Regions from separate parts of the Homo sapiens genome. Here region 2 is linked to region 1. Evidence: read pairs that join two places in POLR2A ChIA-PET (ENCODE). Cell type or tissue: Caco-2. All regions are shown on one strand. Links, peaks and the distances in the headings refer to the core of each region. The heading gives the core; the rest is flanking DNA. Region 1 overlaps SLC1A3-AS1 (SLC1A3 antisense RNA 1). Region 2 overlaps SLC1A3 (solute carrier family 1 member 3).

What was found. ChIA-PET counts read pairs that join two places held together with the same protein. Peaks named below come from ENCODE experiments on the same cell type or tissue, not always from the same donor. Only the 100,000 strongest peaks of a DNase experiment are listed, where the experiment ranks them.
Region 2: POLR2A ChIA-PET joins it to region 1 with 9 read pairs; 3 of 35 experiments call an interaction of 5 or more read pairs at or near these places.

Annotation. Positions count from the first base shown.
Region 1 is chr5:36,689,827-36,700,127 of GRCh38, forward strand. The region is part of intron 1 of SLC1A3-AS1 (SLC1A3 antisense RNA 1); the gene reads right to left. Among named protein-coding and RNA genes, the nearest start is that of SLC1A3-AS1, 30 kb to the right of the region's middle. RefSeq lists silencers at 269-468, 6,301-6,595. In Caco-2, for the core only: CTCF peaks have their summits at 3,463 (motif pointing left) and 6,416 (motif pointing left); DNase peaks (open chromatin) are centred at 3,485, 4,755 and 6,435.
Region 2 is chr5:36,634,448-36,642,447 of GRCh38, forward strand. The region is part of intron 3 of SLC1A3 (solute carrier family 1 member 3); the gene reads left to right. Among named protein-coding and RNA genes, the nearest start is that of SLC1A3, 32 kb to the left of the region's middle. In Caco-2, for the core only: no CTCF peak of the experiment used is centred there; DNase peaks (open chromatin) are centred at 1,806 and 3,864.

The sequences.
Region 1 (10,301 bases), core at 1,835-9,834:
GCCTCTGGCTGACATTTTTTAAAATGTTTCTTATAAGTTATTACATTTAACAAAATATTTAAATCCTACCCTCAGAAGTTAGGAGTCTATGTCCTCCTGTATCCACATTCATCCTGGTACCACCACTGTCCCTTCCCACCCAAGCAAAATTCTCCTTTTCAAGAGAAAAAATCTCACTTTACCTCACTATACCTATAAGTAAAGGCATAGAAAAAAAAGTAAAATCCTTGACTCATCTACACAGTGTTGAAAACAGAAGTGTGAGTTCTGTTAGCTGAACGGGCCTGGAGGAAGCGTGGCGGGAAGGCTGGATCCCCGCCGCAGGGGCTGCGGGGCTGTGGCTGCCTGCGGGCTGGGCAGGGCCGGGCGCACGCCCTCCTTCCGGGTGGCCGCGGGCCCCGACCCCAGGCTGCCGTCAGTCGAGCGGCCTCCGCAGCGGCCGCGCTTCCCCTTCTCCCACCCGGGTGGTCCCAGAACTGGAGCAACAATGGCCGGCTCTGTGTGGCCGCGTCCTGGGGCCAAAGCAGTCGGGACGTGTCACGCCGAGGGAGGGCTCCGAATGAATACGCTGACAATAAGAAGGAAGGGAGAGCGAGGGAGGTGATGGGCAGCGTCCTAGAGGGAAAGCGGGAGATGAGAAATCTACGAGATCCGCGAGGCGGCGTCCGGGGAGCGAGCCTCATAGTGGCCACCAGGGGGAATGCGGAGCTCACCTTGGGCCGCTTCCGCGGGGAGCTCTAAAGGGAGCTGGGGCACTTCCTCTTAGAGATCTCACTTGGGTAACATCGAATTCCAAGTCTGCAGTGCCGAGAGGGAGCAATCTGTGAAAGCCATCAAGTCAGGTTTAAAATTCCTCAGTGCCCCCATGTCACTTTTCCCTCTGTTCACCCTGCTTCTTCAATAGCCTCCCCAGAGGACCCCCTTCCTTTCTGGGTATCCTGTTTTGTCTCCCTTGTGCCTCATCTCCCTTCTCTCCCATCTCCTCTTCCGGATTCTCATCTCCCTCTTCTGTCACTTACATGTTTTGCAGCTACAGACAGGTACTCAGAAGGTGGCATGGTAACGGTTTCCTGCAGGTCATGTCTCATCGTGCCCACAAAACTGCTGTCTCAACCTTCAATTTTGAAACATTCACAGCATGCTGAATTCCACATATAAGTAGGGTTGTCAGATAAAATACAAGACACACAGTTAAATTTGAATTTCGGGTAAATAACAATGTTTTAGTATGAGTATTAAATAACAATGTGGTGGTGTAAGTATGCAAAATACTGCATGGGGCATCCTGTAATTTTATGTGTTAATCTGGCAACCCTCTAGACACTTGAAATGTGGAACTCAGAACAATTTGTATTTGCTTCAATGAAGCTGATATTATAGGTGAAAGAGGTTGCTTGGAGTGGGGGGATCTTCATTATAAAATAATCACCCCCATTTTGAATTTTTCTCTGAAAGCAAAAACATGCTTTAAAAAGCAATTTAGATCTAACATCTCCTACTATTAATTGTTCTGGTGACATTATCACTTATTATGTGCTTGTAAATCTTGTGGCCATAGTTAAAAAGCTTGATGAATCACCTTTAGGATTTCACAAAACTGTCTTGAATAAATTAAGCAATACCTCAGTTATCCATAGTTGAGATATTTAAGACTGACATCTGCTTTTGTTTTCTTCCCTCTCCTATTTTCTTCTTTCCTTCTCTCACTCCTTACTTCTACCCTCCCCACTGCCCCAACATAAAATATTTTCTGTAATCCATTACAGGGCTGAAAATTTTGGCATTCACATATTGTTCTCCAAAGACGGACACATTTTTTTCATTTGGGGAGCACCTATTAGAAAAGCACCCATTTTTTTTCATATTGTGCTATTCAAAGTTGATTATTTTCCAGTCTCTGTAAAGTTGAGAATGAGGCATTTTTCAGTCTCTTCAGGGAACTCCAGCCTCCATGAATGGGAATCATTCCCAAAAAAAACCCCTTTTTAAGCCAAGTCTGAAGGATATGAAAAAACAGGACCCAACTGACACCGCACAAGGGGAACAAAATCAAATCATAAACTCTTTCCAATAATGACATATGCAAAATCATGTAAAGATGGTAGTGAGTGTCCTAGAAGATGGTGTCAGATGACAACTTTTTTATTTCTTTTCCAACTCTTAGCTTCAGAGGATCATAAGTCCTGGAAGCAGCCAGCCAGGAGCTTCCAGACATAGCTGTCACAGGGGAAAATAAAGACCATTTGGAAGTCAGCTCAGCCCTGCACAATGAACTGATGACTGGCCTGCCCTGGGGAGAACTCAGCACGCAAAGATTTTTGTCGGCAACACAAACCTCTGAATGCTATAACCAAATTCCCCTGCCCTTGGCACTCCAGTGCCTCAGTGAGGCCTTCTTTCATTTAAGCCCATGAGGAGCTGTTAGCTAAAGAAGTGGAAAACAAACATGAGAAAGTCAGCAGGCATGTTAGAAAACTCACATGGCTAGACTAAAAATAGCTTTACGCTTCCTAAAACTTAAAGGCCTTCCGCTTCAGAGTGGTGGTTGAACTCAAACTTCTACACGGGGATGGGTTGAATCCACACTTGTTATACCTGAATTCTTAAGCAGTTCAGAGACCCTGGCTGGTCCATTCCCTGCACCTCAGCATCCTCATCTGTAGATGTGGGGATTGCATGAAACCTACCGTCTCCAAATCAACTTTCATATCAAGTGTCTGTGTATTGGAGGGGATGCTAGAGTTAAAACGCTTAGTTAAATGGTCAACTGCCCTTAGCATATGATAGGTTAAACTTCAACTTCCCTATCGTAAATGGGTATCATAATACCTTCTTTATTATGGTGTAATGAGAATTAAATAGATAATAACTAGATATAAGATTCTCAGCACAGTTCCTGGCACTCAGGGAGATTCTTAAGATGTTCAGAACAACACTGGCTCAGTAGGGAGGAAGAGGCACGGGGTGACGCTGGAGGAAGGGAGAGTGGCTCCCGGTGCCATCTGGACCTGCTGTGAGCTGGAAGGAACTCCCCGAGGAGGCCACAGACCTACATTGCCCGGGGGGGACGCTTTGCGGAGGTCGTCACCCCTGGAAACCGGCATCATGAGACACTGCCAGGCTTCTTCACGGAGGGGCCCGGGCCTCTGCGCCCGGGGCGGCCCAGCAACCCCTGCTCGCCTCCGCAGAGGCCTTTTGTCCCGCGGGCTCTCCCAGCGGCCCCGCGCTGCGTGGCCGTTTTGTGAAGGGCACAATCCGATGTTCTGAGGAGACCACCCAGCTTCCTCTCCCAGAGTCTACCAGAGAACAAAACCGCCCCTTCGTGTGCCAGCGACCTCCCCTTCTGCCAGACCCCCTCCCACTGGCCTCCTCCCTGCCCTGCCAAGCGGGGACGGAGAGCCAGCCGGCCCTGGCCCGGTGGGAACCCAGTTGATGGTGCGCTTATTAGCTGTCCTGAGCGCGGGGACAAACTTTCTGTACCTGGGCCGCTGCTGCCACCCTGCGGCCAAGACCTTTCTCTAGGCCCCGATGACCCAGAGCAGCCCGGACCAGACAACGTGCAAAGAGGAGCGCTTACAGCAAACTCCTCCCTGAGGGGCTCAAGGAAGGCTGGAGAGCCAGGAAACAGTTCCGATGGCTGAAGGAAAAAGGAACTCATGCTCTGTGGCCACAGCACTGATTCTCAAAGTGTGGTCCCACAACCAGTATCAGCATTCCCTGGGAACTTAGAAATACAAATTCTCAGACACCACCCTAGACCTACTGAATCATAAACTCAGAGGGTAGACCCCAGCAATCTGTTTTTTGGTTTGGGGGAGTTTTTTAGAGATGGATCTTGCTGTGCTGCCCTGGCTGAAGTGCAGTAGTTATTCGCGGGCACAATCATAGCGCACTGCAGCCTGGAAGTCCTGGGGCTCAAGTGATCGTCCTGCTAAAGCCTCCCAAGTAGCTGGGACTACAGGTGCATGCCACCTTGCCCTGCCCAGCCATCTGTCTTAAGAAGCTGACCAGGGGATTCTGATGCACACCCAAGTTTGAGAACCACTGGTCTAGACTCTAAAAAGAAACAGACCTCAGAGGTGACAGAGCAGGATGCTAATCCTGGCTTTGCCTATGAGCTGTGTGACCTTGGGCAAGTTTCTTAACCTCTCCTTGCCTCCTCTGATTCCTATCATGATGAAAATCATTCCTAATTTCCAGGATTGTTGAGGATTAGATCAGAAAGAAAGGTGAAGTCACTGACATATATTCGTGCTTGATAAAAGGTGCTTGCTTCCGGTGTTATTATAATGGGGTCATAAATGTGCCCGCATTAACACTAGAATGTACAGAGAAAACACAATTCCTCTTTTCATTTATTTAGCAGGTATTTATGGGATGCCTACTGTAATGGGCAATGTTGATAAAGCCCCTCCCTCCAGGGAGGTACATTTTAATATCTGTGTAATATAGGGTGCTATGGACTGAATTGTGTTCTCCCACCCTTCACCAACATTCATATGTCAAAGCCCTAACCCCCAATGTGACTATATTTGGAGATGAGGCTTATAGGAGGTAATTAGGGTTAAATGAGGTCACAAAGATGGGGTCCAAATCCAATAGGATTGGTGGCTTTCCAAGTACAAGGAGAGAGAGAGAGATCTCTTTCCACAAGCACACACCAAGCAAAGGCCATGTGAGGACACAGTGAGAAGGCAGCTGTCTGCAAGCCAAGAAGAGGGCCCTACCAGAAATAAGTCATGCTTAGAGGGTCAGAGGGTCAGACAGAGGCATTCCAGTGAAAGCAACACCGTAAACTGACGTATCTTCCTCTCCCCACACCTCTGCGAGGCAGTTCATCCAGCACGCTGCTTTTGAGCATCGATGTGGCTGGACTACACAAGCAGGATTACTCTATTCTTAAAGATTCCCAGTTGCTGGTTTTAGAACTTAATCCCCCTTCCACATTAGAAATGCCCTCCTTTAGTGAAATTGTAAAGTTCTCTTACCACATATAGTATAAAAACCTTCAAGTACAGAAGGGAAAGGCATATATAGCCTGGGCTGGGCACGGTGGCTCACACCTATAATCCCAGCAACTCGGGAGGCCAAGGCAGGAGGACTGCCTGAGCCAAGGAGTTTGAAGCCGCAGTGAGCTATGATCGTGACATTGTACTCCAACCTGGGCCACAAAGCGAGACCTTGTCTCTAAAAAAGAGAGTGAGAGACAGGAAGGAAGGAATGAAAAAAGGGAGGGAGGGAAGGAGGGAGGGAGGAAGGCTGTTGTGTAGCAGGTGCCTCACAGTGATCCTGTGAATAGACAGAATTCTCCTCATTTCACACATGAAAATGTTGAGGTTCAGAAAATAAGCAGCTTACTCCAGGTAAAAATCGCAATTTGAGTCTCTCTCCAAATCCAAAGCAGGTGTTTTTCCCCTTAGACTGTTTTAACCATGGAAATTATGTCTGGTCAAGCACTGCAAACCAAGAACTTCATCTGAAACATACTGTGGTAATATCTCCTAGGCCAGTGTTTCTCTTTTTTTTTTTTTCTTTGAGACGGAGTACTGCTCTGTCGCCCAGGCTGGAGTGCAGTGGCACTATCTTGGCTCACTGCAACCTCTGCCTCCCGGGTTCACGCCATTCTCCTGCCTCAGCCTCCCGAGTAGCTGGGACTACAGGCGCCCGCCACCGCGCCCGGCTAATTTTTTTGTATTTTTAGTAGAGACGGGGTTTCACCGTGTTAGCCAGGATGGTCTCGATCTCCTGACCTCGTGATCCACCCGCCTCGGCCTCCCAAAGTGCTAGGATTAGAGGCGTGAGCCACTGCACCCGGCCTAGGCCAGTGTTTTTCAAACTGTAGGTTGTCAGTTTAGAGGGTCCCAATTAGTATTTTTTAGTGAAAGAATAGAGCAGAATAGAACAGAAAATATCACATGTATTAAAGTATTGTTTCAGGAAATTTTTATTATAATTGTGCGCATGTGTGTATAGGCTTGTAACTTGAGTAACTTCCATTTCATGATTAATAAGTGTAAAGCCACAGTTCCAAGCTTTTTCTGATCAATAATCCATCACCAATCAATAATTTTTCCACCCCTTGAATTCAAGAGTTTGACTGGCTTGCTGTTTCCAGAACTGATCACCTTCAAGGAGCTTTTATCTTCCAAATACAAACTGTTTCTTAGGAAGTGATGCTGTGGACTTTCATATTAAAGAGCCAAGTGTTCTACCACCACACATTTCCAAATTCAGTTCTGGGTTCTGTAATATATGTTCTTCTGACCTAGCCTTCCAAAATCACCCCACACTGATGAATGTGAAGATGGGCACCAAGACCAAGTTAAGCTTCTCTTAGACAGTACCTGCTGGTGCTGCTTGCCAAATGAATAAGCGTGCCCTGGCACCTAGCTCTGGAAACAACCAAGTAGAGGAATCTCTTGTTAGCACTGACATCTGGTGGTCACTGAGAGGCCAGCACCCCAGCATCTTGAACTTAAAAGTATGCACCTGGGAACCAGGCACCAACCCCGACGACTCCAGCAGAATTGATTCCTCGTCCCCCTCCTCTCCTGGACCACCTACCTTCTCCATGCAGCTGGACTCAGCAAGCTGGAGAGAAAGATCAAGGATTTAGAGTCGGATGCAGCCAGGGTCCACAGCCTAACACGTGATCCCAGGTAAACTATCTAAACTCTGTAAGACTCAGCTGCAAAATTGGGATAAGAAAACAATCTACATTGGGCATTGGGGTATCTTATTTAACTCTCAAAACAACTTCTTTGATGTTAAGTTCCACATACCTATTAAGCATCCAAATGTTGATTCCCTTCTTCCTTCTGTCATTTTATTTAAGGCACGCTCTATTCCTTCAAAGTCTTGAGTCCCACTTCCTTTCTATCATTTTTTGTCTGGCTTACTCCATTGAAATAATAGCTAATATTTATGGAGTGCCTACTATGAGCCAGGTGTTGTTCTGAGATGTACACTGTTAAAATCGAGCTATGTCAGCCCTCTGAAGTCAAGACTATCATCTTCCCTCTGTTTCACTGATGAAGAAAATGAGGTGGGGTGAGTTTAAGCAGGTTGCCCAAGGCCACAAGTCTTGGGACTAAATTTTTAAACCCAACACTGTAGCTCCAGAAGGCACACTCTTAACTTTTGAGCTGAATTTGACTCTTTGCCTTCTGTTGTAATAATAGCTAATGCTTATTGAGTGATTATTAAGTGCTGGGTTCTTATATATATTATCTCATCTAATCTTTACAAAAACCTATGAGATCATTATTATCATTATCTTCATTCTACAGATGAAAAAAACTGAGGTTAAATGATCCGCCCGAGGTCACGAAGTCAACAAATGGTGAAATTGGAATTCCAACTTGGATAGTTGGATTCTGTAGTCTTTGGCCTTAACCATCCTTCTCCTGGAGGGGATGCTGGAGTTATGTAGTTCCAGCCTCCCAATGAGCCTGTGATCTCGAAGGCAGAGCAGTCTCTGCTGGTAGAAGGCACTTCCTTGCCAGATGGTTGATGACAGTGATAGTGATCTGGCTACGCTGGTGAGGCCAGTCCTGCCTTTGTGGCTGCACAGTAGCGCAGCTTCAAGGAGAGGTCAATAGAAAGGCCTCAATGACTCTCAGGTGACTCTCAGCAGATTTCCTGCCCAGTGTCTAAAGGCAAGGGACAATAATACTGACACTAAGAGAGCTCTCAATTCAATGTGCCATCCCTGACATGGGTTCTTGTCATTCCCTTAATTTAAACTCTGCAGTGGCTTCTCATGGCTCCAGGATAAAGTATAAATTCCTGCACGGAGTGTCAGGGTCTCTGATTACTGAACCCCTGCTTCCCTCTCCATCCTGATTTGCAGTCCTCGCCTCTGTTGGAAGGAAATAGCCACAGAACAAACTTGCCCCCCATGGCACTGTGCTCTCATAACTCCAGGCCTTAGTTACACATGCTGGTCCTCATCTGGAAACATCACCTCCCTACCCCAACTGTCCCCTCGCACCCCAAACCACTCGGCCCACCTCCTTGTTGACTCCAACTCCTACTTCAGTGGAGGCAGCAGGTGTTTCAGGAAGCCTTTCCAGACCCCTCTTTGTTCCCCTTGGCCTCCCAGGTTACTGATATCATGGCAGAATGTGGTCTGTCTCCCACCAACTATATGCTTCTTTAGGGCAAAAAGTGGGTTTTTTAAAAAACCATTGTACCCCAGTGCCTGGCACAGAGTAAAAAAATAAATTTAAGTATATATATATATAAATTTAAATTGTATATATATATGTATGTAAAATGGTGAATTTCAAATGACCATTGTTAGCAACTATTTGAGTGCTGCGCACTTCCCCTTCCATTCTTTCCCAGTACAGGTGTTACTGACATTTTTGGTGAGACAATTCATAAGGTGGGAATGCCCTGAGAATTGCAGGCATTTGACATCCCTGAGTCCTGGACACCAGATGCTGGTAGGTCCCCACCCCTCTACCATCCCCATCACCCTTTCCCATTTTCCACCTTTTCATCCTTGTTGCTGTGACAATGAAAAATACACCTTTACATATTTTTTTAACATCCTCGCAGAGGTACCTTCCTCAGAACCACTGTAGCTAAAAGGTGTTTCCGATTCGGACAGAACATACTTTCCTTGAATCGGGCATTCACAATGTTTATGGAAAGTTTACATTTCATCTCTAATGCCAATGCTTCTGCATATTTATTTATACATTCTGTATATTTCTAATGCCATTGCTTCTGTATATTTCACCTCTAATACCATTGCCTGTCATGTGTAAGCTCCAGGAGACCCTCTTGGGTGACAGTGAACTTGAGCTGTGTAGCAATGACATTATCATGATATGAGTCTGCCCCTGATAGGGATAAAGGGTAAGGAGGGGAGAGGAACTCAGAGAGATAAAATGTTAATCACATTGTTAGGGCAGGGATGACAATAGTATTCACCTTTTCTACTTGACCAACTTAATGAAAACAGTAAAATTCTCTTGGGGAATTCTCAGTATCCATTGTTAACATCAATTACACAAGCAGTAGACATCAGGTCTGTGTCAGGAGCAAATGGCTGACCTGAAGAGATGCCTTATGTGCTTTGAAGGTAGTGCTAGGAGGGCTTACAAGTTATGTTGAATATTTGACATTGCTGATACCCAGTTGTTTTGGGAAAGTAAAAATCCTCCCTTTGATTGACTGGTGGTCTCAGTTTCCTTCTCTGCAATGGGGATTTTTTTTTTTTTTAATGCTTCTCTGTCTAACTGAGTAGAGCAAGGAAAAACCTCAGGAATTTCAGAAATGAATGTACCATTCACCTTTCTATTTTGAAGGCTAACTATTGCTTAAGTCAGGCCTTGTATCTTCATTATCAGTGTCAGCACATCAAAGTGTTAAGTATGGGACTGTGTTATGAAAGAGACCATGAAACTCTACTATCATTTCTTTTATACTTATAGGCATTGATCACTTTAATCAAAGATAAAACACCTTGTTTAAAACAATTAGCTTTGACAATACATGTATAAGCAGAACCTTAAATTGTAAATGTGTTCATTTTCTTCTTCCCTACTACACATATTAAATAATAGAGACAAGAAAAGTAGGTGGAAGATGATTCCAAGTAACTTTGGGGCATTATTACAAAGTGAAGCTGGTAAGATTTTTGTCTTTTTGACAAATTCAAGGAAGCCTGCAGAAAAAATCTTGTTTCAGGAGTACATTTTCACTTAGCTGTTCTCTAAGTAGAAATGCATTACTCCTAGAAAGAAAAATGAAAGTTCTTCAACTGCCGAAGACAAAATGACAGATTTGGCTTCCAGCAATACATTCTTGACAGCTACTAGAGTTTCAGGAAAAGAAAACAAGAAAATTAAATTTGACAGAAATGAAGAGGGGGAAAAAAGAAGCAATTTTTTCTAGTTAGCATCTCAATGTCTTTGGAGGGATTTTAGGGCAATTCCATAACAGACCACTTAGGCATCTCCCCCATGTTCCCCTATAGATGTGAATGTTATTTTAATGGAGCTGCCACCCTATAGACAACAGGTGGTGTCTACACGTGAGTCCACAGACTGACTGCATGATGACTTGCTCAAGAGAACTTGAGAACAAACGGGAGCCACGACACGCTTGGAAATGAATTGTACAGCTTTCCATCAGACTTCATTTCTGTAAACTTAAGAATATACTTCTGCAGAATTTTGCAAAAGCCTGTACTCAAGTTTGGGCTTCAGATGGAGGAGCTTGTTTTTTCCATGTTTGGACAGCTATGTGATCCAATATGGCAGGAGCTATTAAAATGTAAATTAATT
Region 2 (8,000 bases), core at 1-8,000, 57 kb before region 1:
AAGGTAGGATTTCCACACCACCAGAACACCTATCCCACTTTGGAAAGCACTGATCTGGTGGTCCAGACATTCCTGCAGTGTCCCTTCCAAATGACTGTCCAGCTTCTTCCTGAACATATCTAAAGACAAGAGCTCTTTGGAACCCATTTGTCCTTAGAAAACTCTAACAATACTTTTTTTTTTATCCAAAATAAAACAAATAAATTTAAAAACCAGAAAAACAAAACACAACACCTGCCTCTCTGGTCCTCTCCTCTCCATGTGACAAGCTCTATGATGTGTCACATATTATTTGGGCAGCTTCTTTTCAAATCTATAGACCAACAACTTCAGTCAAATGTGGGACTCAATGACTGTTGAAGGCAGTGAGCTAGAATCACCAGCAAAGGGCTTTCTTAATTAAAAATAATAAATGTTGTACCTCAAAGTACGGTCCTTTGGCTTCAGAGAGATGACAGTTACAGTAAGAGTGAACTAAAGTTTTGTCATTTCGTGTAACACAAAAGGGCTAGACAATTCTTAAATCTTCGCATCTGAAGGGTTTGTCAAGGGCTTGCAAAATGAGTCGAAATCACTTAAGAGAAATTTAATATCTTAAACTATGCATTGCCATGGCTCTGGTGTATGTCTGAGGCCTGTTTGAATACTCTGAGCATTTATGGACAAGAAAAGGAGCTGTAGATTTCACCACCTGCCCCCCTCAACACCTACCCGTACGTTGTATTGAAAAAAAAAAAAAACAGTATCTAACGCAGGGAGGAATTTCTTTAGGCTTCCCTTTCATTCTCTATAAAATGTAAGTGATAAGATACCTGTGTCACAAGGTTGTTGTGAGGATTTATGCCTGGCACATAGTGTGTGCTCAATTAATGGTAGCTGTTGGCGGTAAGAGTAGCAGCAAGAGCTGTCTTCTGGCGGTTCCCATTGTATAAATGAAAATTCTAGAGCAAGAAGACAGAGCTTCAAGTCAGGGACACGGAACTAAGGCTCCAGATTTCACAAGTCTCATTTGTCTGTGATCCCTGAAGCAACCACTTTCCTATTAAGGTAAATTGAAGAAACCATAAAATTAATCCGGTAACAACATGGGAGCCAGCGAGAATTCCTACCTCATTACTGGAAGGGATAGGTTTCTGCCCTGCGGCATGGAATTCGATTACCTTATCACAGCTGCATAATTGTAAATATTTTCATTGGTTATACAACTGCTGTGTCTTTTCTGAGAAACTCAGCCCCAATGTGTAACACCCTGGATTCCACGGGGCAGCAAATTCCACACACTGCACCCATGTTGTGAGCGGAGATTTTCGGGCTGACCAAAACTTGAGGCGAACTGAGTCTCCATCTTAACACTCAAACACACTTCATGGCGGCCTGGAAACAAGGCAATCATTATGAAGCTTCAGCCCAGTTCTTCTGAAACCAACGTATTGGGCCTGCTTCATTGTCTCTCTAGGGGCTAATCACAAACATGTGGGAAGGGAAGCTAAGGAATGCCTGTCTAGAAAGGGAGGTTGTATAATGTAGTGGGAAGAACCTATCTGTGGGGTAAACTTTTTTTGCATCATGTAGAAAGCAAATCTGGGTAATTAAATGTTTGTGTGTGTGTGTGTGTGTGTGTGTGTGTGTGTATTTAGGTTTTGGTGAGGTATAAAGCCATTTAAGTCTAGCTATACCAAAAAGAATTTACCTTTCCATTACAGATGATTCATTCAGTAAGCATTTGTTGAGGATCTTTATATGCCAGGTGCTTCTCTAGGAGCTGAGGATACCAAAATGGAGAAGACAAGATTTCTGCCCTCAAGGCGTTCAACGTCTGGTTGGGAGATGGACTCATGATTGCAGTATTCATGGTATCAGTGACATGGGTAGTATCATCTCAATGAAGGAACAACTTAGGGAAGGAACGATGCACCCGTCTCTTGCCCTGCCTCTCCAGTATTCGGGCTTCCTTGCTGGGAAATAACTCTATTAGCAGAGAAGAAGGGGGTCTTTTCTTTTTCTTTCTTTCTTTCTTTTCTTTCTTTCTTTCTTTCTTTCTTTCTTTCTTTCTTTCTTTTTCTTTCTTTCTTTCTCTCTCTTTCCTTTTCTCTCTCTCTTTCCTTTCTTTCTTTCTCCCCTTCCTTCCTTTCTTTTTCTTCCTTTCTTCTTTCTTTTTTTTTTTTTTTTGCCCTGAATTGTTTTCCTCTCACCTGAGTCTTTCACCATTAAATGCAGAAAGAACCAGAGGTGGGGCCCTGTGAAATTCCCAAGAAAAGTCAACCTGAGGAACATGGCCTCACAAATGGGAAGTAAAGGAGAAAAGGTGCTTGACAGGCTTTCAACGACAGAAACCTTCCCTTTCGAAGGGAGCTTGCAGGAAGGGAGCCAGGAGACCTGAGGATCTCTGGGCTCATGCAACCTTGCTACCAGAGCAGGAATCCCCTCTCCAGCCCCTGGAAAGTGGCCATGGAGCTCCCCTAAATGGTCCATTCTTAGGTGGTCTCAACTACGAAGTCTGTCTTCTGTGAGGTCCACCTATTGGTCCTAATTGTGTTATTTGGCACAATTAGGATGGCAGTCTTTCAGATGGTCTCAGGGGAGCACCTAGCAGTCTCTTGGGCACCTAAGCATAAGCAAAGTGTCCCAGTGCTTCTTCTGTGCCTGTTCTCCAGGACTTCCACCATCTTGATTGCCTCTCCACCATCCACTGTGCTCCCAGAGCTGATCCTGGTGCTCCAGATGTCATGTGACTGGGTAGGGACAGTGGTCTAGATCCAATCCTCTATTAATGCAGGCCAAGGTTGGGTCCGCTGCTTTACCAGCCACGACAAACCATTGGCTTAGAGGAGTTAAGCTTGTGGTCAACTAAATCCTGCAGAACTGAGTGTGGAAAGATTTTTGTGGCAAAAATGGAATTGTTCTTCAATTAAAAGATCAGTAATAAAAGGCATACGGCTTTGTTGTGAGATGCTGCTTTCCAGAAGGCTTGAGCCTGTGTGAGTTAGAAATTCTTATTTGCTAATTTCAGCAGCTTCAAGTGAGCCAGAGATTTTGATCAGTTCTCGTTTGGAAGAAATTTTTGAAAAATTTAAAGAAAAGGTAAATAAGAAAGGAAAATTTAAAGCTTCCTTTATCTCTAGGAAAAATAAGATTTTCCACCCTTAAATTATCAACTTAATAAATCTCCTTCAGAATGCTGTGGAACTGCAGGTTTCTTCTGCTGATATCATGGTTTCCAAGAGAGTGAGTTACCTGGTTAATTCTGACTTGGAGGTTTGTGCCTAAGGATTGGAGGTGGCAGGTTGGGGTTGGAGGTGGGGAATACTTCCGAAGTGAGACACTGTCTTAGGCTCTTCTAATTTCTAGAGCTCACATTCTGAGAGGATGCACTGTCCCATCAGATTAATTGCACTACATAGAGGTAGTGCCCAGCTTCCAATCCCTGCCCCCCACCCCAGAGTTCTTTAATTAATTGATCTGAAATGGAGCTTGGGAGTTGACATTTATTTGTAGTTCTCTAGATGATTCTATTGTGCACCCATGGTTGAAAACTACCACTTTACAGTTTTTCTAGAATTGTTGTTTTCTGGCGCCACAGTCCCCCACTGTTACTACTTTAGTTGATACCTTTATTAGTTCAGATACCCCCTCTTCTAGGAAGCCTTCCCTGGCTTTCCCCTGCTAATACAGGGTCGCAGAGGTGTAGATACGTTTCCACCTTATCACAGTTACTGCATCACAATGGAATGCACTGTTAACATGTCTATCTTCCTCATAGAGGCTTCTTGAAGGTACTGTGTCTTTATCTGGCACATTCTTTGCATTGCCTAGAGGACAGAGTCTGCATTCTTGGCAGGACAAATAAGAGCCTTAGCAGCCTTCGCAAGCCCCTCTACCAGCTTTATTGCCTGCTGCTCTCCTGGCAGAAACCCTGTCCCTCTCTCAACGTCCTAATGCCCTCAGCACTTCATCCTTAGTATGCTTCCCTCTTCCCTAGCTCCATCAGAATTCTTTACCTACTTCAAAGTAAATTGAAAGCTTAGCTTTCAATCTTTCCGTAAAGTTAGCCCTATTGATCCCTCCCTGGAGTACCTGTCACTGTCACTCATACATTACCAGCACATGCTGTCATGCTCCAAACTAAACTGGAGGGTTCCACTAGGACCATGTTTGATGTATTTTTGTGGCATCTGGAGCAAAGTTCATCCTGCCTGAGAAGTGTACCATTTTTAATGGTTTTTTGTTTGTTTGTTTTTGAGATGGAGTCTCGCTCTGTCGCCCAGGCTGGAGTGCAGTGACGCGACCTCAGCTCACTGCAACCTCTGCATCCCGTGTTCAAGGGATTCTCCTGCCTCAACCTCCTGAGTAGCTGGGACTACAGGGGCCCGCCACCACGCCCAGCTAATTTTTGTATTTTTAGTAGAGACGGGGTTTCACCATATTGGCCAGGCTGGTCTCGAACTCCTGACCTTGTGATCCACCCGTCTCGGCCTCCCAAAGTGCTGGGATTATAGGCATGAGTCACCGCGCCTGGCTAGTTATTTTTAATCACAAAAGCAATGCATTCTCTATTAGAAATGACACATACAAATATTGATGAGCATAAAGTAAAAAGTGAAATGCTACTCTGCAAAGGTAACAACCGTTAACAGTGCTAGACCTGTTGCTGGAGAAGCAGTGTGTGGTAGGGAATAAGTGTTCAGGCTAGAAGGACTGAGTTGGAAGCCCAGCGTGGCCACTTCCCAGCTCAGTGACCTTCGATGGGCTACTTTATCTCTCTCTGCCTCAGTTTCTTTATCTACACGATGGGGATAATAGTAGTATCTACCTCATTGGATTGTTGTGAATATGCAAGTTAATACACATTAAACATACTGCCTGACACACAATCGCTGCTAAAACATCGGCACTATTAATCTTTCACACGCTTTGTTAAAAGCTTACACACAAATATACCATTGTTTTTATGAAAACGGAATCATATGTATTGTTCTGTAATATGCTTTATTTGGATAGTATTCTCCTATGCAGATATGTCTTATCACTGAATGATTAGGGTATCTCTAATATTCTGCTCTTTCAAATAATTCTGCAGTAAACTTCAGCATGTATGTATCTTTGTAGTCTATTTCTGAATGATTGATGACTAAAAGCAGAGCTGTTAGAGCACCAAGCATGTGCATGTAAAATCCAGAGAGATGTTGCTAAATTACCTCCCAAAATTATTCTCCCAAAAGGATGCTGTTTTCTCCTACTCCTTCAGAAGATATTCTCCACTATAAATTCCATACAGTTTTATTTAAAGTCATTTTTATTACTCGGGTGGTGCATGAATGCTTACTATTTGTGTAAGTAAAATAGAAAATGCTATATATAAGGGAAAACATGAAAGTACGCTGCGCATGCACGCACGCACACACACTCACAAACATGAAGACCCCCACTACATTCACTCTAATTTGAATAGACTTCTAAACTGATTACCCTGGAAATGACTGGGAACCCGCATTCCGTTATAAAAAGACTCTGTGCACCATAAAGCCAAGTAAAAAGATGCTGGAGTTTCTGCTAGCAGAAATAGACAGAGAGAGAGAGGAAGAGGTGGGGGCGGCTGGGGGAAGGGTCTATATCCAGATAAGGATTTCTGTGGCCATGTCATGAATTGTATGCCTCCAGAGGACAGTTCTGTTTTTTCCCTCTGTTTGGTATTTGGTGGTCATTTCATGATAAGCAGAAAGAAAACTTTGGGATAGTGCTATTCTCTGCTGAAGGACGGATTTACCTGAATGATCTTCCAATTTTGAGTCTGGGTAGAATCTAGGGTCCTAAGTCTTAAGTGTCTGCAAATTCATTTTACCAGGCAAGATAGACTTCTTTTTGCTTCTTCATGGTGAAGATCCTTGCAATAATCTCAGATCCTCAGGCTGGAAGCCGGTGCATTACCCCATGATGTACTTCTTTCACTAACCCATCAACTTCTATACTACCAGTGTAACACTCTTCTCAACCGGACTGCCTCATATGGGGATATAGGCTTGCCATCTTTGTGTTTATTTTTTAAAACAATTGTTTGAGTTTCCATCCAGGTTTTCTTCAAAGGGAAGAAATTTCCCCTAAATTACCAAGCCAGTTTCCTCTCATAAGGCATTGGATTAAGAGTGGCCAGTAGCTGAGTTTTGTGATTCTGAGGATAAGTAATAAGTCAAAAAGAGCTGTTGGCTAATCCTTTAGAAGGATACTAAAAGAAGAGTAAGATGATCGTAAGCTTCCTAGATCCAGGCTGTTAAAATGACCTCCATATTACCAAGACTTGTCAGTACTGTTAAGGGAAAAAAGAGGGGAACCCCTATATATAAAACCACAATCTTGTTTCATCTATAATACCCCTGGTCCCCCTCCTTCATCTACACTGCCACCCCCACCTACACCCACCACTTGATCATTTTATAGCAGATATTTTATTACATTTTTGAAAGCAAAGGAAACATAAGACAGGTGTACTATTTTAAGATTATATTAACATATTTCATGTTTCTTTAATGCCCCAACACACACACACATACACACACACACACACATACACACACACCAAGAGCTGATCACTTGAACAAATCATTAACCAATTGACTTGCTTCCCATTTCTGGTATAAGCTTCTGTACCAGTGCTTTATATTAATTACCAAAACCCTCCTGCAGACAGAGCATGATACATCTTTAGTATAGGATGATGCAATAAAATGTTTATGCTGTGAAATTTGGGGACAAAATTTTTCATCATGGCATAATGTGCATGTATGGGCACACATAGCTTTGTTTGTTTATTCTTTTTTCAGAAGTCCTTCCAATTCTAAAATGTATTGTAGTCTGACAGTGCCTCTAATATTGGTAATTCTTTTTAAGTTTATAACTTTTCCCGAGTTTGTTTCTGCACTTTAAGGTTTCTTAACTAGGTTATTTCTAGTTGAGCTGTAATTTCAGTGTATAGTTCTCCAGAGTGTTTGTGCTAAGTGCTGAAGTTTCATTATTTTAAAGCTACCTCCCTGAAAGTATATTACAAATGTTCTACAATTGTAATATAGTGATTCACACACAAAAAAATCCCTATTATCAGCATACCTAAACTACACACTAAATATTTAAGAAAAAAAAAGTGGAAACATTAGTAGCTTTTATACTGGAATCTTGCCATTTCTTTTTCAATTTAGAATAGAATTTGGTTGTCTTATCTTGGTACTCTGTGCTTCATGACATATCTGAAAGCATTCTTTTGGCATGGATCTGGAAGATAGTTTTAGAGCCAGACATCAGTGTAGTAGTTCTCAAGATACTGAAAATTCATAACATTCTTATGGGTATAATAAAAAATGTTTACATATTGAATTCTATGAATTCTATAATATAAAGTAGGAGCACACTTACTATGTGAAATATAACTCCTATGCAATATAAAAGTAAAATTATAAGCATATTTCCATAAACAGTAAAAGCTATTAAATCTAAGCATGATTGACAATTTCAAATGTTCCAATATCATTTAGGCATAATACTTCAAAGATTTCAAGCCCTTTTTCTGCTAGCATTCAGAAAAGTAGAGGACAAGAAAGGATGAAGAAAAGCTTACAGTGAAAAAATCTTAAAATTGAGAGAATTCAATCTATTAACTTTAATCTATAAACCTTTTTTCTCCGAACTGGGTACATTGGCATCATTATTTGATTTTAGCAGCAAACATTTGGGTTTAGCTTATGGAAGGCAGATGTCCTGTGGGAACGTGACTTGAAGTCACCATATAACTTCCCGCTAAATAAACATCTGAACTGTAACTTGACAGCTACCAAGTGAGGTCAAGTGTCTGAAAGTGCTGTGTACACCACATAAGCACGTTTTCCTTATGTGAAGGATGCATTTCTAGCAATGTGTATCAGACTTTCAAGTACTCAAAACATACTTGCTGCCAAACTTTGCCACCCACCACTAACCTCCATTTGATCCTTAGAAGGTAGAAACTTATTTTACAA